Regions from separate parts of the Homo sapiens genome. Here region 2 is linked to region 1. A link is a loop called in an ENCODE intact Hi-C map of the cell type or tissue named here. Cell type or tissue: K562. All regions are shown on one strand. Links, peaks and the distances in the headings refer to the core of each region. The heading gives the core; the rest is flanking DNA. Region 1 overlaps ZNF664-RFLNA (ZNF664-RFLNA readthrough). Region 2 overlaps ZNF664-RFLNA (ZNF664-RFLNA readthrough).

Evidence for each region. Peaks named below come from ENCODE experiments on the same cell type or tissue, not always from the same donor. Only the 100,000 strongest peaks of a DNase experiment are listed, where the experiment ranks them.
Region 2: it touches region 1 in a loop (11-fold over the local background); 4 of 110 quality-filtered maps call a loop at or near these places.

Annotation. Positions count from the first base shown.
Region 1 is chr12:124,314,021-124,325,163 of GRCh38, forward strand. ZNF664-RFLNA (ZNF664-RFLNA readthrough) reads left to right here. Exons shown (of 5, transcript NM_001347902.2): 5 at 172-2,004. The coding sequence ends at 505. RFLNA (refilin A) reads left to right here. Exons shown (of 3, transcript NM_001365156.1): 3 at 172-2,004. The coding sequence ends at 505. NCOR2 (nuclear receptor corepressor 2) reads right to left here. Exons shown (of 49, transcript NM_006312.6): 49 at 10,395-11,143. Among named protein-coding and RNA genes, the nearest start is that of MIR6880, 18 kb to the right of the region's middle. RefSeq lists enhancers at 3,099-3,698, 6,949-7,018, 7,449-7,558, 8,066-8,145. In K562, for the core only: a CTCF peak has its summit at 7,146; a DNase peak (open chromatin) is centred at 7,141; H3K27me3 peaks cover 795 bases.
Region 2 is chr12:124,157,635-124,168,777 of GRCh38, forward strand. All of the region lies in intron 3 of ZNF664-RFLNA (ZNF664-RFLNA readthrough), which reads left to right. Among named protein-coding and RNA genes, the nearest start is that of RFLNA, 130 kb to the right of the region's middle. In K562, for the core only: a CTCF peak has its summit at 4,710 (motif pointing right); no DNase peak of the experiment used is centred there; H3K27me3 peaks cover 845 bases.

The DNA.
Region 1 (11,143 bases), core at 4,945-9,944:
AGACAGTCCCTCAGTCCTTCTTTGACCTTCTTGACCTTGACATTTCAGAGCAGCCCACACCCGTTAGGCTTCAGAGCATCTGCCCAGGGCCCTTTCGTGTCCATGCTGAGGGCAGGGAATCGGGCTGCCCCCAATCCTGGGTTCACTCCGCTTCCCTCCTGCCCTTTCCAGCTGCAACTCTGAGGTCAAGTACGCCTCGGAGAAGCATTTCCAGGACAAGGTCTTCTATGCGCCCGTACCCACCGTCACGGCCTACAGCGAGACCATCGTGGCAGCACCCAACTGCACGTGGCGCAACTACCGCAGCCAGCTGACCCTGGAGCCACGCCCGCGCGCCCTGCGCTTCCGCAGCACCACCATCATCTTCCCCAAGCATGCCAGGAGCACTTTCCGGACCACCCTGCACTGCAGCCTGGGCCGGCCCAGCCGCTGGTTCACCGCCAGCGTGCAGCTGCAGCTTTGCCAGGACCCTGCCCCCAGCCTCCTGGGCCCTGCCACGCTCTGACGGGGCTGGGGCCGGCCCGGGGTGCTGGAGGAGCCGGGAGCCCTGGGGAGAAGCCGGGAGGATGGACACGATGAGCTCGGCCTGGCACTCGGGCAGGAGGCGGGAAGGGAGGCTGCCAGACCAAGGACCCGTGTGGAAGGAGGCGGCTCCCCGCTGCCTGCCCTGACCTACAGGCTAGGTGGTGGTCTCCTTGTTTTGGTGTCAAGGACTCAGTAAAAGCATCTATTTTTTTAGCACTTAAGCTGGCAAGGCGGTAGGGGCATGCACTGTTAGGTGGTGGCCACCCCCAGGGTCAGGGGAAAAGAATGGGTCCATGGAGTGCCCTTGAAGCAGAGAACAGCCCCGAGCAGTGTGAGGACAGAGGCATCCCAGCCTCAGCCGGTGGGGACGGCTGCCACTCCCCCAGAGCCCTGCCACCCCATGTGTCCTAGGCTGGTGGCCAAGGCCATGTGTGAGGGAAGAGGGGTACCTCTCTTCCCTGCTGCTGGCCTGGGGTATTTCCAAAACAGCCTTTTCGCACACATGCAGGTTGCACCGAGAGGTCTGGAGCTGTGGCTGAGCCACCTCTGGCGGATGTTGAGCCAGGAGGTTGGGCAAAGGCCGGATGCTGATGCCAGCGCTGGAGGTGGTGATACTGGGGGCGGGGAAGGCCTAGAAATACTTTGAGCCATGGCCTTGCCAGTGTCCCGTGCCCTCCAGTGTCAAAGATTTGGGGCACTGCCCGTCGAAATGGAAAGGTTGGTGCTCAGCCTCTGGAGCCTCACCTGCAGGGCGTCCCCAGCTAACACCCATCCACGCACCACCTCCAGGACGAGAACCCTTGATGTCAAAACCAAGTGCCCAGTGGAGGCGGTGAAGCTCTCGGAAATGCTGCCACCTGTGTGAGGCCGGGTCTGAACTCGAGGGAGTCGGAGCTCAGCTGTCGGTTTAAAGAGACACTGAGGGGACCGGGCTGCCGCCCTCAGCCTGCATTCCTGTGCGCAATCGATTCCGCAATGACAGCACCTTACTCCTTCCTGCGGCAGGCTCACCCCTGCCTGTGGGATGTTGTGAGAGGAACATGAGCCAGACAAAGACTTGGCTCAGGGCTCCGTGGAACAAGCCAGGATGCACGGGGAGCTGGGGGAGCCCCCAGCCTGGGGCAGCCCAGCAGGCCGCTGAACAAACACCCCAGAAGCCAGCACTGTGGCAGGGTGCTGGGGAGATGCCCCTCTGAGCCTTCCTCCCCCCTCAGACCTGAATGCACTCCACAGTTGGGGGCTGCCCCTGCCACTCCCCTGGTAATGCATAAAAGGGGAGGGGAAGGTTCCCTGGGGCTTGAGCTCCCTCTGTGGAGGTGAGGAGGGGAGATTCCGTTCACATCCAGGAGGGGCAAAATGACTGATGTATTTTTATGTATCTACACAGAGAGTGCATTTTCTCTCCAGAGATGCTGTCTGGTTAACAAAGGAATAACTTAAGAAATTGATTGATTATCTTAATAAACTGTGCAAACCCAACGGGACTTCCTTTTCTGTCTGTGAGACCTTCAGCTCCCGCTGGGGTTGGGGAAGGGGAAGATGGGTCTCCAGGCCCCTTTTCCTGTGTGGCCATCACTTTTTTTCCACTCGGAGCTTGTGCCCTAAGGAGCTGGCCTTGGCCCTGATCAAAGGAACAAAGAAGGACTCAGCCCCCACCCCTGTAGACAGCCTAAGCGTACACCACCTCCACACGCCAGCTCCACCCAAGAGCTAATTAATAAATGCAGAGGCCTGGGACCTACCTGGGGACTCAGATCTGGGGGGCAGCTCCTTGGATGGGCCCGGGCATCTGCACTTTGGATGGCGTGCATATCTGCAGCTCCATATCCTGGTCGTCAGCTCTGGCAAGCCCCTCAACCCACAGCATCCCTGGAGAAGGGCCCTGGCTGCCACTGCGGAGCAGGCGGCTGGGACGCACCTTACAATCTGTTTCTCTCCATCTCGCCCTTGGAGAGGCCCATGGGGCTCCATGGAGATAGTGAGTGTGTTAAAGGGAACACTCGGCAGCCAGGGGACAGTGAGTCAGACTGGAAAATCAGACTAGAATTTGCTCCCAGGCTCTGGAGTTGGTGGGGGCAGGGGATAAGGGAGTGTCCCCAGAGGCTGCTGGGGACAGGTCTTCCGAGGGGATGTGTCACAAGAGTGCCATGGTCAGGACTGGTGGTAGCCTCTTGAGGTCCACACCCTGGTCTGGCAGTGGTTAAGCTAACACTAGTGGGAATGCTATGCGTGCTAATTCAGAGCACTCATTGGATTTCAGGCTCTGTAGGAAACATTGCATATGAAAACTTGCATGCCATCCCTACCCGCTGACATGGATGCAACCGCATCTCCACTTCACAGAGGAGAAAGTAAGGCACAGAGAGGTTAAGTCATTTGCCCACACTGGTAGGATGCAGCTGGTAGGAGGCAGAGACAGGATCTGAACCCAAGATCCGGGACACTCTAAACCACCGGCTGCCTGCTTTGATGGAGGATGGCCCCTAACAGGGAAGGGGGGATGGAAGCCAGAGAGGCTGAGTCCAACACAGGTTCACATCAACTCGAGGACGAATCTTGAGGCCTCCACTGGTCTACACGGACAGAAGCACGCCTCAAGACCCGAGCCCTGCTTTACTCATGGGATTCCCTACAGATGCCTGCTGGGGGTGGCATTCTTTGCACCTTCCTTAATCCATGCAAATTCAACTCCACAAGCCTGATTTTCAATCACAACCTTGATCTCTCACCATCTCGAAGGGAAAATGGATAAGGCTTTCCGACACTTGCAATTATAGTGCCAATGAATTCAACAAACATGGAGGTTCCCCTGGGATCGGTCTTGCGCTGGAGCTCAGGTGGAGTCCGTTGAAATCGTCAGCTCTGCGTGGCCTGCCAGACTCTTCCTGTCCCGTCCCGTTCCTCACTCCCCTTTCACAGGCATTACCCTGCAAAACCTCTTACCCTCCTAACTCCATCTCAGCCCGTTTCCTGGAGAACCCGGAGAACACGCCCGCCTCTGAGAGCCTGCAATTTGTGGACCTCCTGCAGTGGCTCTACCACACAAATGGTTGTCGCCTTTGCTGATGATGCTGGAGGCCCAGCCTGCCTGCTGGTCATGCAGGGGCCCAGGGAAGCCCAGCCAGGCACAAGGCGGAAGGAGAGGGCAAGGGCAACCAATCTAAGGCCCCCAAGTGCACCTGCTTTTCCCTTAAAGCAGCTCGTCTGTCCTAGGGGAACCCAAAAGACCTGGAGACAGGCAGAAAGAGGCATCGGTTCTGTCTGATCCTAGCCCTTGGGGACTTCCATCCCTGAAACAGAGACTGGCTGCTGTCCTCAACTGCCCAGCCTTCACGTGCTGCTGGCTATAGCGCCTTTCCCCATCTCCCCCCAGCCCAGGCACACCAGATGTGCAAGATTCAATGTGCCATGCAAGACCCCGGTGATGCCCTCAGAGGGGCAACTGTCACCCACCAGGCCCTGGGGAGGGGAAACTGACAAAGGATGGGCCTCGTCGCTGGAAAAGGAACAGGTCACTTCACTTCCCTAAGCATCTGCAAAATGAGCGGAAGGTCTCTACCTCCCAGACCTAAAATCAGATTCGGCAGCCCCCTTCCTTGCCCTGTACACGGTGCTCTTTCCCTGCAAGTCCACTGAACTTGACACTGGTCCCATCTCTTCCTGCCAGAATGGGAATGAAAACCAGGGCCTGCGTAGCACCCACACTGTGCCTGGCCCTGCTAGGAGCATGTCGTGTATTTAATCTGTTTCATCTTCACGACGGCCCTGCAAGAGGTGAGGAGAATCCTGCGAACGAAGCGTGTGCCCCCGGCCTCCCTCCAGAGGAAGTGTCCCTGTGAGGACAGCTGGTGGCTTGCAGACCGCTGAGCCCTCTCGGCTTTCTAAAGAATCTGTAAACGACTGAATTTTCTTTGATGGCCCTCCTTAGCCTCTCAAGGACGGAATGGCCAGAGAACCCTTCCACCAGCGCCAGCTCCCCAGATTTGCAAATGAGCCACTGCTGCCGACCTCCTGCAGCTTCTCCTCCCTCCCCACCTCTGCCTTTGTCCTTTGCCTCTGGCCACTATCTGATTCCCATACAGGTGAGCAAACAGCGGCTATGTAAAAAAACAAACAAACAAACCAAACCAAAAAAACCCAATAGCTTTTAGGAAGCAGTCACTCCCTATAGCAATACCACCACCCCATTCGACAGACACGGAAACTGAGCCGTGGTGGGGTCGAATGACGGGGCCAGGACCAGGCAGCTGGCCGTGACATGCCTTTGCATCGTGCTGATCCCCGAGCCCCCTGCCCCCTCACGCCATGGTGTCTGTCCCCGATCCCCTCCCCAGGGCAAGGGGGCTGTGTCCTGGCCTCTCCACTGTGCCAGCCCCTTATCCTGGTCCCACACTGGCCTCCCAGGTCTAATTCTCCCTCACAATCCATCAGCACCCTTGCGAGACAAAACTGCCCTGATTTCAGAAAACCGGCAAGTTACCTTATTAAGCAACGGCTCACCACCCCAGACACTCCTGGGCCCCCACAGGGACTCACGTCCAGCCCATGGTCGTGGGCTCCCGAGGGTCCTTGGTTGGGCCTCACCTCCTAGCCTTTGCCCACACAGGTTTTCTCCTCTCAGCCTATTCCCTTCCCTAGACCTGCCTCCTTCAGGAAGCCACCCTGACTGCTCCAGTTTATCTGTGTCATCCCAGGAAAGCTTGTCTGGAGCCAACCCCAGGGTCTTTGGGACCAGTCCTTTGCTGCCCTGTGGGGCAGCAGCTCTTGGGGCTGGTGGCCAGGTCTCCTTCTACAGAGACTTTTGTGCACTTACTGGAGACCTCCTGATCAGATGGAAGCGAAGGAGCCAGGTTCCAGGTGAAGGCCTAGCTCCAACCTTGGGCACCGCCCCTGCCATCATGGTGAGGGTCGTCAACCACCCCCACCAGAAACCCCTGGGCTGCTTGTTGAAAACACAGATTCCTGGGCCCCACCCTGGACCTAGAGCATCATCAGACTGTCTAGGTGGACCCAGGAATCTGCATTTAACCAACTTCTCGATGTCCTAAGACATGGTGACATTTGCCACCAACTGTCCTTTACAGAGCTCTTTCTAGCTTTCTTTTGAGAACTAGACACTCGCAGCGTCACTTCACAACACACTTGCCAGGGAGGTTCAGAGCCAAAGGCAGGGTCAGGAGGAGAAAGACAAGAGCTCTGCCCCTCGAGGGTTCCGTCGGGTTTGAGACAAGGATTGCACTGTGTTATCAGAGACCCAGAGGGGAGAGAAGATAGGCCAGGGCAGTGTGCTCTTCAAGGAAGTAATGCCCCAGCTGGGTTTTGAAGTGTGTATAGGGGTTTTCCAGGGAGATGGGGGTCAGGGGAACAGCATGAGTCTTCATTTTAAAGATGCAGCAGTGAAAAAGCCACATAAGACAGGGGTGGGATGACATCTTTCTTTGGGGGCGGGTGGGATGACCTCTTTCTTTGGGGGCGGGTGGGATGACCTCTTTCTTTGGGGGGAGGTGGGATGACCTCTTTCTTTGGGGGTGGGTGGGATGACCTCTTTCTTTAGGGGCAGGTGGGATGACCTCTTTCTTTGGGGGTAGGTGGGATGACATCTTTGGGGGCAGGTGGGATGACCTCTTTCTTTGGGGGCGGGTGGGATGACCTCTTTCTTTAAGGGTAGGTGGGATGACCTCTTTCTTTAGGGGTAGGTGGGATGACCTCTTTCTTTAGGGGTAGGTGGGATGACCTCTTTCTTTAGGGGTAGGTGGGATGACCTCTTTCTTTAGGGGTAGGTGGGATGACCTCTTTCTTTCTTTAGGGGTAGGTGGGATGACCTCTTTCTTTAGGGGTAAGTGGGATGACCTCTTTAGGGGTAGGTGGGATGACCTCTTTGGGGGCAGGTGGGATGACCTCTTTCTTTAGGGGTAGGTGGGATGACCTCTTTCTTTGGGGGTAGGTGGGATGATCTCTTTCTTTAGGGGTAGGTGGGATGGCCTCTTTCTTTAGGGGTAGGTGGGATGACCTCTTTCTTTGGGGGTAGGTGGGATGACCTCTTTCTTTGGGGGTAGGTGGGATGACCTCTTTCTTTGGGGGTAGGTGGGATGACCTCTTTCTTTGGGGGTAGGTGGGATGACCTCTTTCTTTGGGGGTAGGTGGGATGACCTCTTTGGGGGTAGGTGGGATGACCTCTTTGGGGGTAGGTAGGATGACCTCTTTGAAGGCTGAGGACCAACTGGCTGTAGCTGGGAGACAGAGTGGACCCTCTGAGGGCAGGAGGCTGCGAGCTTTCCATGCACCTGCAAACAACCGCCTGGGTTGGGTCTAAGTCCCTGGTCCTCAGAGAAGATACGCCATGGTGCTGAGTGGTACCAATTCAGAGGCACAGAGACAGGGGCTGATGGTGATGACCGTGAGGGCTGAGCCCTGTGATCCACTCCCATCTCTCTGGTCTAACTGGTGGCTCAACAAGGTGCTGTGGGATCTTGGGCCTCACCGATGTGAGTGGGTAACCCCTGGCGGCTGGCATGACCAACACCCCAACCCATCCTGGATTCTGGGTAGGGGCCACTCTGTGCCCTGGGTGGAGGGCAGGCCTGCCTGGGACAGTGCCCTTTGCCGGCCCCACACTGCCATCTGCCTGCCGGCCTCAGAACTACAGCCCAGCACCAGGCTCAGCCCTGTTGGGACGCATGAAAGCCCAGCGCACAGATGAGAAACCAAGGCCCAGAGGGCACCCAAAGCATCCCCAAGTTCACACAGATCACAGTCACCAAGCTGGAATCCAGGTCCTGCATGGGCCCAAGGCTTCTGCTTATTTTTAACCTGGGCACAGTAATCAGGGTGGGACACCGAGAGCCAGTGAGGCTGGGCAGAGCCCCTGAGGATGCCCCTCCTCCCTGGTCCCCACTCCAGGGGAGGCAGGACCCTGGGCAAGCCTGGGCCCTGGAGGCTTTGGGTCCCCTGGGAAGGTCAGGGCAGAAGGTGGCAATTTCTGCTTCCAGCAGACCATGGTTCTCCCTTTCATTGCCCCCCAGTCCTGTGGGGCTGGTTTCTGCAGTGCTGGATGTGAGGCTGGTCAGACACCAGCACAGGGCCAGGGACCCCCAGCCTTGGCTATCCTTGCTGGCAAATCCCCATCAGAGCCCCCAAGGATGAATTCCATCTGTGTTGGCACCACCCCTTTGTCCCTGCTTACCAGTAGCTGGGCCAGGGTGGGCCCTCTTTGGGGATTTGGGACTGCCTCTTTCTGGGTGAACTGAGGTCAGCATCCCAGACTGCCTGGGCATGAAGGCTGAGAGATGGGGACAGGCAGAATTCCAGGACCCTGGGTATCCCCACGCTTAGCATGACTCAGACGCACTTCTGAAGGAAGAACAAAAAGAGCATGCCCTGCTTTGCAGATTATCTTGCGCCCATGAGGGGCAGAGGACCCACCTCCCACCCCCTTTGTACTCCGAAAGCTTTTAGGGGCCTGGGAAGCTGGGGCCACCCTGGGAACCCACCCAGCAAGACTCAGCTTTTGCAGGGCAGGCGTTTCCTGGCTGCCAACTGTCTACATGTCTGGTGGGTCTTGGGTGGAGTGGGACACAGACTGGGGGTCTTCACTCCACAGTGGCTCCAGGAATGCTATTGGGGCAGAGCTGACCTCATGGCTCTGCCAAGAGGAAAGGTTCTCTGACCTCTGCTCTAGGATGGGGGCAGGCCTCAGCGGCCACACTCAGGCCAGCGCTGTCCCCATGGGCTTGGGGACATAGGATGGCTAAGAGGTTGTGATGGGGCTGTCCAGATGGAAACCCTACCAGGAGGCTTCAAGACACTCTGGACCAGCAGGGGAAGCTCCAGGGCAAGGGTGGGCTTCCTCTCTCTAGGGAAGCAGGCAGTGGCACCACAGGGGGCCCCAGTGCACTCCCCATGCCAGGGCGCCTGTAGCTATACCTGGGGGCCAGTGGGCATATGAAGTCTCTCTCACGCTCTTCCAGCTCAGCCACCCAATCTGGCTCTGGGGACTGACACTGCACACGGGACCGGGCACCAGGTGGGGTGTCAGGCTTTGGGGGAGTGTGGAGGGGCAGCCGTGCTGCTGTGGCAGCATACGGAAAGGGCAGGTAAATGAGGGGGAGGGCCAGGCCACTGGCACCAAGGGACAAGGCCGAGGGTGACTGGGTCAATAGTGAAGAACTGTGGCCATTCCCAGGTTCCACTCTGCTCCAGAAGGGATGCTGCGGACACAAGACAGGGCACACCCAAGATGTGGTAGACTTGAACCCAAGAGGCACCTGAACAAGCTGGCAGGAGTTGCTCTCTCTCCTGCCTGTATTCAAAACACACCAGGACATCCCCGGTCATGATCTCTATGGGCAGGGATGACATTAGAATACTACAATTAGGAAGTGATGGCCATTCTGGACTCCACGGGTGTGAATACTAGACACCTTCACTATGGGTGTGAATACCCAACACCCTCACCCTGTGTATATGTGATTCTCTTGCCATGAGTGTGAACACCTAACATCCTCACCATGAGTGTGAACACCTGACACATGGGTGTTAATACCCAACACCCTCACCCTGTGTATATGTGACACTCTTGCCATGAGTGTGAACACCTAACATCCTCACGAGTGTGAATACCTGACACATGGGTGTGAATACCCAACACCCTCACCCTGTGTATATGTGATACTCTTGCCATGAGTGTGAACACCTAACATCCTCACCATGAGTGTGAACACCTGACACATGGGTGTGAATACCCAACACCCTCACCCTGTGTATATGTGATACTCTTGCCATGAGTGTGAACACCTAACATCCTCACCATGAGTGTGAACACCTGACACATGGGTGTGAATACCCAACACCCTCACCCTGTGTATATGTGATACTCTTGCCATGAGTGTGAACCCCTAACATCCTCACCATGAGTGTGAACACCTGACACATGGGTGTGAATACCCAACACCCTCACCCTGTGTATATGATACTCTTGCCATGAGTGTGAACCCCTAACATCCTCACCATGAGTGTGAACACCTGACACATGGGTGTGAATACCCAACACCCTCACCCTGTGTATATTTGATACTCTTGCCATGAGTGTGAACACCTAACATCCTCACCATGAGTGTGAATACCTGACACCCTCTCAATATGTGTGAACATCTGACACCTTCACCATGGGTGTGACTTGACACCCTCGCCATGGTGTGAATACCTGACACATGGGTGTGAACATCTGACACCCTCTCACCATGGTGTGACCACTTGACACCCTCACCACGGTGTGAACACCTGACACATGGGAATGAATACCTGGCACCCTCTCACCATGTGTGAACATCTGACACCCTCACTATGGTGTGAATACCTGACACCATGAGTGTGAACATGACACCCTCACCATGGTGTGAACACCTGACACCATGTGTGAACATCTGACACCCTCGCCATGGTGTGAATACCTAACACCATGAGTATGAACATCTGACACTCTTACCATGGGTGTGACTACTTGACACCCTCAGCATGGTGTGAATACCTGATACATGGGTGTGAATACCTGACACCCTCTCACCATGAGTGTGAACATGACACCCTGACCATCATGTGAATACCTGACACATGGGTGTGAACCCATGTGAACATCTGACACACTCTTACCATGGGTGTGAACACTTGAGACCTTCACCACAGATGTGACTATTTGATGTCCTCATGGTGATGTCCTTACCAAGGGTATAAATATTCAACTTGCAAAAGGATCCACTCCCTGGTGACTCAGGCGGATGTGGCCTTGGCCCTCCAGGGGTATACTCCCACTGTCCCCTAAACGCCTGCCCTATTGGCTGCCCAGTCTGAGGTAGAGAAGAAACCTTTGTAACTGGAGTATAATTCGCTTTTTAATTAGAACGACGTGTGTAAATGACAGAATACCACCACCCTGCGCAGATGGCGGCCACAGAATACGCATCGAATTCATTCTGCCCAAGGAAGGGAGGGAGGGAGGACACAGCGGGGCGTGAGCCAGCAGTCCCCGCCCCCTTGGTCCTGCGAGTGATGGGGTCACCGACTGTCGGCCTGCACACGCCTCTTGAACGGTAAGCAGAGATCAAAAGCACAGCAGCAGTAATACTGGGTAAGTCCTTCCTTGCGTAAAACATCTGAATTAATTCATTGAAGGTATCAAAAATATACCCTGTAAACCAACACATCATTTACATCTGCCTTTCCTTCCCACCGCTGCGGCAACGATGTGTGAAAAAAACAGTCCAGTCCTCGGAGCATCCGTTCCCCCCAGGCCGCACCTGGCCCTTTTGTCCGCCCACCTGGCCTGACTTGGTTTCCAGCAATCTCGTTGGCTGGGGCAGTCTGTGGGGACCGGAACGAGCGCACTGGGGGCTGGACAGGGCCTGCGTCCATCTGTCCAGAGCGCTAAGCGGGATGGGAGGCGGAGGGAGGGCGCGGGGGCTGCGAGCTCAGTTTAGACTTTGGTTCCAAATGCATTCGGGGGAGGCAGTGGCGTGGAGGTGCGTGGTCATCCTGCTTTGGGTCCCTGGCCGCCCTGGCCGCCTGCGTGTGGCTGCCACACGCCTGCCGTGCCCCCTCCCCGGCCCCTTCCCCTCCCTTCCCG
Region 2 (11,143 bases), core at 2,788-7,787, 160 kb before region 1:
CAATGGTTCAGCCTGAGATGCCAGTGGCCTTGCCGGGGGTGGACAGCAGGGGTTGCATTCTGGAGGCGTCCGGAAAGCAGAACCAATAGGATTTGCTGACAAATGGCACGTGTGATACAAATGACAGAGAGAAATTGGGGATGGCTTGAAAACATTTGACTTGAACAGCTGGAAGATTGGATGGCGACTTTATACCTGGTTTCAGGTTTTTGTGTTGTAAATCACATTCTCTGATGCATAGTTTAAATAAACAGCTTGAGGTGTCTTTGTAGGAATTTTAATGCCTCGCCATGGAGTCCAGCACATTATTCAAGTTTGATGAACTCTGGCTCAAAAAGGGTATTCCTGTGCAGCAGGACCATAGAACTTATTGTCCAAACTGGGGCATCTCGAGTGAAAAGACTGCTGTTTCTAATCACACTGGGACAACCCATGTAAACCTGGGCTGCCCCAGGCAAAATGGGATGTATTGATGGTTTAGTGAGTGATAGTTCCTGGAAACTGAAAGAGTGAAGCAAGAGAAAGAAAGATGGGAGAAGAAGGGAGAGAAAAAGGCAAGGATAGACCTGCCCACCGGTGAAGGTTGCGGGGCACGTTATCAGGAGGGACAGAAAGTGAAAGGCGAGGTTTCTTTTGCCCAGGGAGGACTGGAATGGCGGGGGCCCTGCTGTGGGTGTTGAGTCCCCAAGGAGCTGCCATCCTCATTTTATCTGGGATGCTCTCTCTATCATCACTCCACTTCCAGATATGTCAGCTCCAGAGGGCAGTCAACACACAAGACTGGACACAGGAGAAAGAGCTTGGGAAAAGGAAGTCTCTAATCCGGAGCCAAAGAGAAGAGCTTGTAACTGATCACGCATGCCTGTGGGTCCAGGCGTCATATTTTGGAGGCAGGTCTCTTTCCTGAGACCCCGGGCTGTGAACAGGTCAGAGGGGTGGACTAAGCCGAATGGTGGTTCTCCCAAAAATGTGTCCACCCAGAACCTGTGAATGCGACTTTATTGGGAAAAAAGGTCTTTGCAGATGTGATTAGGTTCCGTGTCTTGAGTAGTAAACAAAACAAAGTCCCCTGCCCTCAGAGCTGATGCTGTAGCACAGTGACATCCCCGATGTTATGCTGGTTAGTGTGGGAGCTGGGAAAGAATGTGTCCCAAGGAGGTCCTTTCCACTCGACTTGCTGACAGCTCTGATGAGAACTGCAGGGCCTTCCTGTTTCTCTCCAAGCAAAAGCCAGAGCTTTTTCCAAGGTCTCTGTCACCACACACACCACCCCATTCCCTCTCTCATCTCCTCCTCTCATGCACACTGCCCCAGCCACCCCCGCCTCCTCACTGTTCCTGGAGCCTTCCAAATATGCTCCCTGCCCCAGGGCCTTCGCACCTGCTGTGGCCGTGCCTGGGACACTTTCCCCCTCAGCTTGGCTAAATCCCTGTGATCGCTTCGTGTTGCTGCTGTAACAGATGATCACAAACCGAGTGCTTAAAACAATGTACATTCATTATCTCACAGTTCTGGAGGCCAGAAGTCCAAAATGCATCTCACCGGGCTAAAATCAAGTCGTCCACAGGGCTGCATTCCTTCTGGCGTGCTGTGAGAGGCTCTATTCCCTGACCTTGTCCAGCATGTAGAAACTTCCTGAATTCTTTAGCTCATGGCTCCTTCCTCATCTTCAAAGTGCACATTCCAACCTCTGATTCTGTCATCACTTCTCTTCTGACCTGATCCTCCTGCCACCTCCCTCTTTTTTTTTTTTTTTTTTTTTTGAGACGGAGTCTTGCTCTGTTGCCCAGGCTGGAGTGCAGTGGTGTGATCTCAGCTCACTGCAACCTCCACTTCCCGGGTTCAAGAGATTCTTCTGCCTCAGCCTCCTTAGTAGCTGGGATTACAGGTGTGCATGACCACACCTGGCTACTTTTTTTTTGTATTTTTAGTAGAGATGGGATTTCACCATGTTGGCCAGGCTGGTCTTGAACTCCCGACCTCAGGTGATCCATCTGTCTCGGCCTCCCAAAGTGCTGGGATTACAGACGTGAGCCACCGTGCCTGGCCATATCTATTCTTTATTACCTGCTTCCCGCAGTAAAATGCCAGCCCCAGAGGGCAGGGATCTTGACCATTTTCCTGCTTCCTTAATAGGAGCTCAGAGGATCTGAACAAGGGTGCTATTTATTGAAAGAAAACACGAGAGCAATTAGCCAGTGCCACCAACAGGCACGCCTAGCTCAGTCTCCAGACGGACGATTCCAGAATCAGACAGCTCTGTGCCGTTCCCCTGCACACATGGCCTTGAAAGCAGCTGGCCCAGTGGCCTCGGGTTCCAGGCTTGCCACAGCTCTGCTCTTCCTGACCTCCAGCCTGGGGCCTGGGGCCTTTTTCCAGTTTCAAAATGATAGTAAAAGGAAATTCAACAGCACTCCAGTGATGATGGGGTATTTTCTAAGACACAATTTTCTAAGTCTTGATGCTTCCAATTTCTGCCATATCGGGAGCATTTGGCCATCTTTTGGAAGTGAAATCTGTTTTATTGGTCTTAATCTTGTTCAGTTGTTTCTCCGGGGCCTGCGCGACACTGTCAGGGCCTTGGAGGCAGCTTTGGCAGGACTTCTGGGGAAAGTGCCTACTGGTGATAGAAAAAAATGGGGCCTTGGTCTGTTGGATTCCCAAAAATGCAGGCATTCCCAGCTGCTGGAGAGCAGGCACTCAGGGCCCCGGCTGCAGCTGCAGCTGGAAAAAGAAAAGGGAAAAAAAGGGAGAAGGAGGCTTTGAGAGCAGCTTTTCCGCACGGTTCCAGGAAGCTAGATTGGGTATATCCAAACGAGGTGGTTCATGGTAAAATCAGAAAAAAAGAAAAACCACAATGGAAAAGCAAGGGAAAGAACAGTTTCTTCTAAAGAGAAACGCACAGAGGCCATGTGAGTTAATCCCACCCTCCCCTTCGCTAGTTATCTTTTTGCTGGGTTGCATAACTGAGGAGGGAGAAAGATCCTAGGGCTGAGAGTTGGAACACAGAGGTTTTGTTTCATTTTTTTAATTAAAAAAAGTTTTATTTCCATAGGTTTTTTGGGGAAAAGATGGTATTTGGTGACATGAGTCAATTCTTTAGTGGCGATTTGTGGGATTTTGGTGCACCCATCACCCAAGCAGTGCACACTGCACCCAATTTGTCATCTTTTATCCCTCACCCCCTTCCCACCCTTTCCCCGAGTCCGCAAAGTCCATTGTGTCATTCTTATGCCTTTGCATCCTCATAGCTTAGCTCCCACTTATGAGTGAGAACATAGGATGTTTGGTTTTCCATTCCTGAGTTACTTCACTTAGAATGATAGTCTCCAATCCCATCCAGGTTGCTGTGAATGCCATTAATTCATTCCTTTCTATGGCTGAGTAGCATTCCATTGTGTATATATGCCATGGTTTCTTTATTCACTCATTGATTGATGGGCATTTGGGTTGGTTCCACAATTTTGCAATTGCAAATTGTGCTGCTATAAACATGCGTGTGCAAATATCTTTTTCATATAATGACTTCTTTTGCTCTGGGTAGATTCCCGGTAGTGGGATTGCTGGATCAAATGGTGGTTCTGCTTTTAGTTCCTTAAGGGATCTCCACACTGTTTTCCATAGTGGCTGTACTAGTTTCATTGCCATCAGCAGTGTAGAAGGGAACACGGAGGTTCTTTTTTTTTTTTTTTTTTTTTGAGACAGAGTCTTGCTCTGTTGCCCAGGCTGGAGTGCAGTGGCGCGATCTCGGCTCACTGCAACCTCCACCTCCTGGGTTCAAGCAATTCTCCTGCCTCAGCCTCCTGAGTAGCTGAGATTATAGGCGCCCGCCACCATGCCCAGCTAATTTTTTTGTATTTTTAGTAGAGATGGGGTTTCACTATGTCGGTCAGGGTCAGGCTGGTCTTGAACCCCTGACCTCGTGATCCACCCACCTTGGCCTCCCAAAGTGCTGGGATTATAGGTGTGAGCCACCGCGCCCGGCCAACATGGAGGTTCTAACCGAACTCTGCCTTGAACATGAGCTGTGTGACTTTGGGTAAATCACTCACCCTTTCTGAGTCTCATTTTCCTCATCTGTACAATGAAGGGATAGTAATTATTCTAGCTTCCGAGACTGTGGGGAAACTCAAATGAAATAACATACAATATCATTAATATTAGAGTCACTATTGTTATGATTCCAGTTTTACAGATGGAGAAACAGGGCTGGACTGTTGAGACCCGGACTCCCAGGTCATTACTTCTAATTTCCAGAATCCTTGCTGGATTCCTCTTTTAAGGCGACTTACCTAAGCTAAATTTAATGGAGTCTATTTCGGCAATTGTTTAAAATTTTGAAGATTCACCTGAATAGCAGAACTTTCCTACCTAAAGCAAATAATATCTAATTTATAAAAAGTTAACTTCTCAAGAGCAGCACCTCTAAGTTCAGGAGGTTCATGTCTTTATAAATATGTGGTTTGTACTTACTATTTGGACATAATAAAAAAAGGGGTTCTTAACTAGGGAGAGGTTTGAAATAATGATTTCAGGATGTTATAATACACATTTGGTGCTTTTTAAAAAAAATGGAGTAGGGGAGAGGTTTGGCTGGAAGAGTAACATTTCACCACCAAGTGGCTCAATTAGAACCTGAATGCGAATTGCTTCTCACCTCCTATATTCATGCCTTTTGCAATGTGACCTTGAAGCTTCTCCAGTCCACAAGGTGGCAGGTATTCACCACCTTCTGTGAGTTGCCTTAGCCAAGAGAATGAGAAGAAAGTGATGATGTGCCAGTCCCCAAGGTAGGCCTCAAGGGCTGTTGTTTGTTTCCACTTAATCACTTGAGTCTCTGCCACCGTTGTGAGAACAAGCCTAGTTAGACATGTGGAGCACAGGTTAGCCATCTAGCGGTTCCTGCTGAGGCCAGCCTGGATTAGCCAACATCCAGCCAACTCCTAGACATCTGGGAGAGCCCAGCCAAGATCAACAGAGCCTCCTACCAACCACCCCAGATGTGTGGGTAGTGAACACTCACTGGTGTTTGCCTCTGAACTTCTGCAGTTGTTTGTTTTGCAGTGATAACTGACTGATACAAGTACCAAGGCCAGATGAGTCTCAGAGGAGCCATCGAACCCACCCTCCTTTACCAAATCCCCTCTGGGAGAAATGTCCTATTCCTGGAGTGTTATAGGTGCATTAAAGACTGTGCCTGACTTTGAGTGACACATGTGAGGTGTTTGGGAATGTGTTTGGTGCAGCCTCTGCTGCTGCCAGCTGGTGCCCTGCCCTGAGTGGCTTTCTGGGTGTGGCTTGGGTTGGGCTGGCCTGGAGGGGGAAGAACCACCTCATCTAGTTTCCCTGGACTTTGTGCCGGCTTCTGGAGGTTCCATATCCACTGAGTTCTGCAATAGGAAAAATAGTCATCATCATCATCATCATCATCACCATATGTATTTATCAGGCCCTTATATACCAGGCGTGAACTGGACTGTTTCCTTATGTTCCCTCATTCCTTTGTCACAATAGTCCTCTGAGGAGGGTTGTTACCCCCATTTTACAGATGAGTGTATTAGTCCGTTTTCATGCTGCTGATAAAGACATACCTGAGACTGGGAAGAAAAAGAGGTTTAATTGGATTTACAGTTCCACATGGCTGGGGAGGCCTCAGAATCATGGTGGGAGGTAAAAAGTACCTCTTACATGGCAGTGGCAGGAGAAAAGTGAGGCAGATGCAAAAGCAGAGACCCCTGATAAAACCATCAGATCTCATGAGACTTATTCACTACTACCAGAGCAGCATGGGGGAAACCACCCCCATGATTCCAATTATCTCCCACTGGGTCCCTCCCACAGCACATGGGAATTATGGAATACAATTCAAGATGAGATTTGGGTGGGGACACAGCCAAACCATATCTTTCCCCCCTTGGCCCCTCCAAATCTCATATCTTCATATTTCAAAACCAATCATGCCTTCCAAACAGTCCCCTAAAGTCTTAACTCATTTCAGCATTAACCCAAAAGTCCACAGTCCAAAGTCTCATCTGACACAAGGCAAGTCCCTTCCACCTATGAGCCTGTAAAATCAAAAGCAAGCTAGTTACTTCCTAGATAAAATGGGGGTACAGGTATTGGATAAATACAGCTGTTACAAATGGGAGAAGTTGGGCAAAACAAAGGGGTTACAAATCTGAAATCCAGTGGGGCAGTCAAATTTTAAAGCTCCAAATGATCTCCTTTGACTCCATGTCTCACATCCAGGTCATGCTGATACAAGAGGTGGGTTCCCACAGTCTTGGGCAGCTCCACCTCTGTGGCTTTGCAGGGTACAGCCTCCCTCCTGGCTGCTTTCACAGGCTGGCATTGAGTGTCTGTGGCTTTTCCAGGCACATGGTGCAAGCTGTCGGTGGATCTACAATTCTGGGGTCTGCAGGACAGTGGCCCTCTTCTCACAGCTCCACTAGGTAGTGCCCCAGTAGGGACTCTCTGTGGGGCCTCTGACCCCACATTTCCCCTGCACTGGCCTAGCAGAGGTTCTCCTTGAGGGCCCCACCCCTGCAGCAAGCTTCTGCCTGGGCATCCAGGCATTTCCATACATCTTCTGAAATCTAGGTGGAGGTTCCCAAACCTCACTTCTTGGCTTCCATGCACCTGCAGGATCAACACCACTTGGAAGCTGCCAAGGTCTGGGGCTTGCACCCTCTGAAACCATGAGATGAGCTGTACCTTGGCCCCTGTTAGCAACAGCTGGAGCAGCTGGGATGCAGGGCACCAAGTCCCTAGCCTGCACACAGCATGGGGACCCTGGTCCTGGCCCACAAAACCATTGTTTTCTCCTAGGCTCTCAGATCTGTGATGGGAGAGGCTGCCATGAAAACCTCTGACATGCCCTGGAGACATTTTCCTCATTGTCTTGGGGATTAACAGTCTGCTCCTTGTTACTTATGCAAATTTCTGCAGCCAGCTTGAATTTCTCCTCAAAAAATGGGTTTTTCTTTTCTACTGCATCATTAGCCTGCAATTTTTCCAAACTTTTATGCTGTTTCCCTTTTAAAATGGAGTGCTTTTTTTTTCCTTTTTGAAATGGAGTCTTGCTCTGTTGCCCAGGCTGGGGAGTGCAGTGGCGTGATCTTGGCTTACTGCAACCTCTGCCTCCCAGGTTCAAGCGATTCTTCTGCCTCAGTCTCAGTCCCAAGTAGCTGGGACTACAGGTGCCTGCCACCATGCCTGGCTAACTTTTGTATTTTTAGCAGAGACAAGGTTTCACCATCTTGGCCAGGCTGGTCTTGAACTCCTGACCTCATGATCTGCCCGCCTCGGCCTCCCAAAGTGCTGGGATTGCAGGCAAGAGTCACTGCGCCTGGCCTGGAATGCTTTTAACAGCACTCAGCTCACCTCTTGAATGCTTTGCTGCTTAGAAATTTCTTCCACCAGATACCCTAAATAACCTCTCTCAAGTTCAAAGTTCCACAAATCTCTAGGGTAGGGGCAAAATGCCTCCAGTCTCTTTGCTAAAACAAAACAAGAGTCAGCTTTGTTCTAGTTCCCAACAAGATCCTCATCTCCATCTGAGACCATCTCAGCCTGGACCTTATTGTTTACATCACTATCAGCATTTTTGTCAAAGCCATTCAACAAGTCTCTAGGAGGTTCCAAACTTTCCCACATTTTCCTGTCTTCCTCTGAGCCCTCCAAACTGTTCCAACCTCTGTCTGTTACTCAGTTCCAAAGTTGTTTCCACATTTTCAGGTATATTTTCAGCAATGCCCCACTCTACTGGTACTAATTTACTGTATTAGTCCGTTTTCATGCTGCTGATAAAGACATACCTGAGACTGGGAAGAAAAGGAGGTTTAATTGGATTTACAGTACCATCATGGTGGGAGGTGAAAGGCACTTCTTACAAGGTGGTGGCAAGAGAAAAATGAGGAAGATGCAAAAGCAGAAACCCCTGATAAAACCATCAGATCTCATGAGACTTATTCACTACCACAAGAACAGTATGGGGGAAACCACCCCCACAATTCAAATTATCTCCTACTGGGTCCCTCCCACAATATGTGAGAATTATGGGAGTACAATTCAAGATTCAAGATGAGATTTGGGTGGGGACACAGAGCCAAACCATATCAATGAGCAAAGTGAGGCTCAGGAGGTGACTTCATTTAATTGCCCAAAGCCACCCAGCTAGAAAGTGCCGCAGTCAGCTTTGAACTCAGACAATCTGCTTGAGTGAGAATCCCAACTCCACCACAGCTGGTTGTATGATCTTGGGCGAGGCACTTCACTCCTCCAGACTCAGCAACCTCCACCAGGAAACAGTGGTAAGAATAGCTCCTCCCTTATTGGGTTGTAGTGAGGACTGAAAGAGGTACTACTTGGGAAGGGTTTGCAACATGATCTGGTGTTCAAGAAGCACTCTAATTGTGTTAGCTACCACTATCATTGTTATTATTGTTGCAATTTTTATTACTCAAGGTCATGCCTTTTCTCCTCCAGGGTCAAAGGTGGTCTCACTCAAGGTGAGAGAAGGGACCATGAACTAGTGGGGTTTTTCTTTTTCTTTTTTTTTTGAGATGGAGTCTCACTCTGTCACCTAGGCTGGAGTGCAGTGGTGTGATCTCAGCTCACCATAACCTCCACCTCTCAGGTTCAAGCGATTGTTGTGCCTTAGCCACCCAAGTAGCTGGGATTACAGGTGTGCGCCACCACACCCTGGCTAATTTTTGTATTTTTAGTAGAGACAGGTTTCACCATGTTGGCCAGTCTGGTCTCGAACTCCCGACCTCAAGTGATCCACCCGCCTCGGCCTCCCAGAGTGCTGGGATTACAGGCGTGAGCCACCTAGCCTGGAGTTTTTTCTTTAATTTGGAGGAGGGAGGGGAGCTTTGGTTCTGACCACAGAGTGTGAACAAATTTTGGTGTCTGCAGCAGAAGTAGACTAAGGTGACCCATTGTCCTGGGTTGATGTCTGTGACGGAGGGGTTTCCTGGGATTTGAGACTGTCAGTGCTAAAACTAGGAAGGTCCTGGGCAAACCAGGAGAAATGTGTTACCCTAGAGCCGATCCAACATGCCTGAAGCTGTTTCCCTGGGCTTGGTTCTGGCTTCCAGAGGTTCCACTTACAGAGGTTTCCTTATAATAAACATAGGTTAGATTAAAAGCAGAGAGGAGGGAGAAGGCAGCTCTCCTCTCAGGAGGAAGGTGGGCAGTGGCTGCTAAATAACAGACCTCATCTTAATCCAGGGGGCTGGATTAATCCAGGTGTCCCTGGACAGCAGCCTGGACCTCTGCACGTGTCCCCTTATTGGGTCCCAATTTTCCATCGTTCTTGGGGCTTCCTCCAGGCCCGCTCTGGGCAGGCAATAGAACTGCCTCTTCCTGAGAGTTCTCTGCTGCTCTGATCCCAAGAAGGAAGCTGGGGTTCTTGGGAACCTATGGCCTGTCACAGCTGCCTTAGGGATCGTGCACCTTCATCTCTCCATGTGAAGGCACACAAAGCCCTACTGTTTGGACAGGTCAGGAGTGCCGGCGCCCCTCCTCTGGTTTCTGGTCGCACACGATGGCTTAAGCTTGGAGACTGTGCTGTGCAGGAGACAGATTCCGCCGCCTCCCCCACTCGGGTCTGTTTTTCAGCCGTGGCTCCGGCAGTGGGTCTGATTTTATCCCGCAAAGTGATGTCCTGTGACCGTTCGATAGTTCCCTGAGTCACTCAATAAGCCAGTTGGGCCCCATCTCCCTGCCCTCTTGCGAGTGTCGGGCAGAGCCATGCTTCTTTGTCACCCCTCTTTCAGGCTCTCACGTTCGCCGGCTCATCTTAGAGCTTCCTGAATACACGGGAAGCTTTCGCATCCCACAGTGTTCCCTCTTCCAGCCTGGTGCAGAGGCTGTGTGGCCTGACGGTCAGGAACCTGCGCTCCAGGAATCTTGGTTCTGCTACTTAGCAACTGAATCGGGCAAGTCTTTTCACCTCCGAGATCTCAGTTTCCCCAACTGCAAATGGGAAACAAGTATGTTCTAGTTATCCATTGCTGCACTAAAAAATCACCCCAAAATATGGTGGTTAAAACAATAGTTGGTTACTATTTCTCACGGTTCTATGGTGTATTAGTCCGTTTTCACACTGCTGATAGAGACATACCCGAGACTGGGCAATTTACAAAAGAAAAAATTGGACTTACAGTTCCACATGGCTGGGGCAGCCTCACAATCATGGCAGAGGGCAAGGAGTAGCAAGTCCTGTCTGACATGGATGGCAGCAGACAAAGAGAGAATGAGGAAGACACAAAAGCAAAAACCCCTGATAAAACCATCAGATCTCATGAGGCTCATTTACTACCATGAGAACAGCATGGGGGAACCACCCCATGATTCAATTATCTCCCGCTGGGTCCCTCCCACAACACAGGTGAATTATGGGAATACAATTCAAGGTGAGATTTGGGTGGGGACACAGAGTCAAACCATATCACAAGGTATGAGTAGACGAGGCTGTCACTGTTCTTGCTGACAGTGTCTCCTGAGGCTGCAGTCAGATATTGGCTGGAGCTAAAGTTATCTGAAGGCCCACCTGGGCTGGTGTCCAAGACGGCGCACTTCTACAGCTGGTGGTTGATGCTGGCTGTGGGCTGGGAACTCAGCTGGGGTTGTTAGCGTCAGTGCCTATACCTGGCCTCTCCATGTGGCTGGACTCCAAGAGGGAATGTCCCCAGAGCAAATATTTCAAGGGAAGAGAAGTAGAAACTTCTAGACCTCTTCAAAGGTAAGCACTGGGATGGCACGACATGATTAGTCAAAACCTTCAAGGGGGTAGCATAGTTCCCAGTGTTCGGGGGGAATGGCAGTGTGTACAGGGAACGGACAAGTGGATGGCAGCCTCCCACAGAACATAATATATCCTGGCATATATCACAGAACGACACCCAGTCCACAGTGCTGTGGCAATGCTTTGAAGGGATATGCAGGGGGAGTGTCTGGCATGTAACATGCATTTGTGAAATGCTGCTTGCTCCCAGCATTCACTGTTAAAGAAGCAGAGGCTGGAAGAGTCTTGCATACATATATCAGTCTAACCAGGCAGGAGTGAGGCTGGCATCTAGGGGCCCCATCTGCTGAAGCCAAGCTCTTGAGTGCTCCAGAGAATAACCAAAGACAA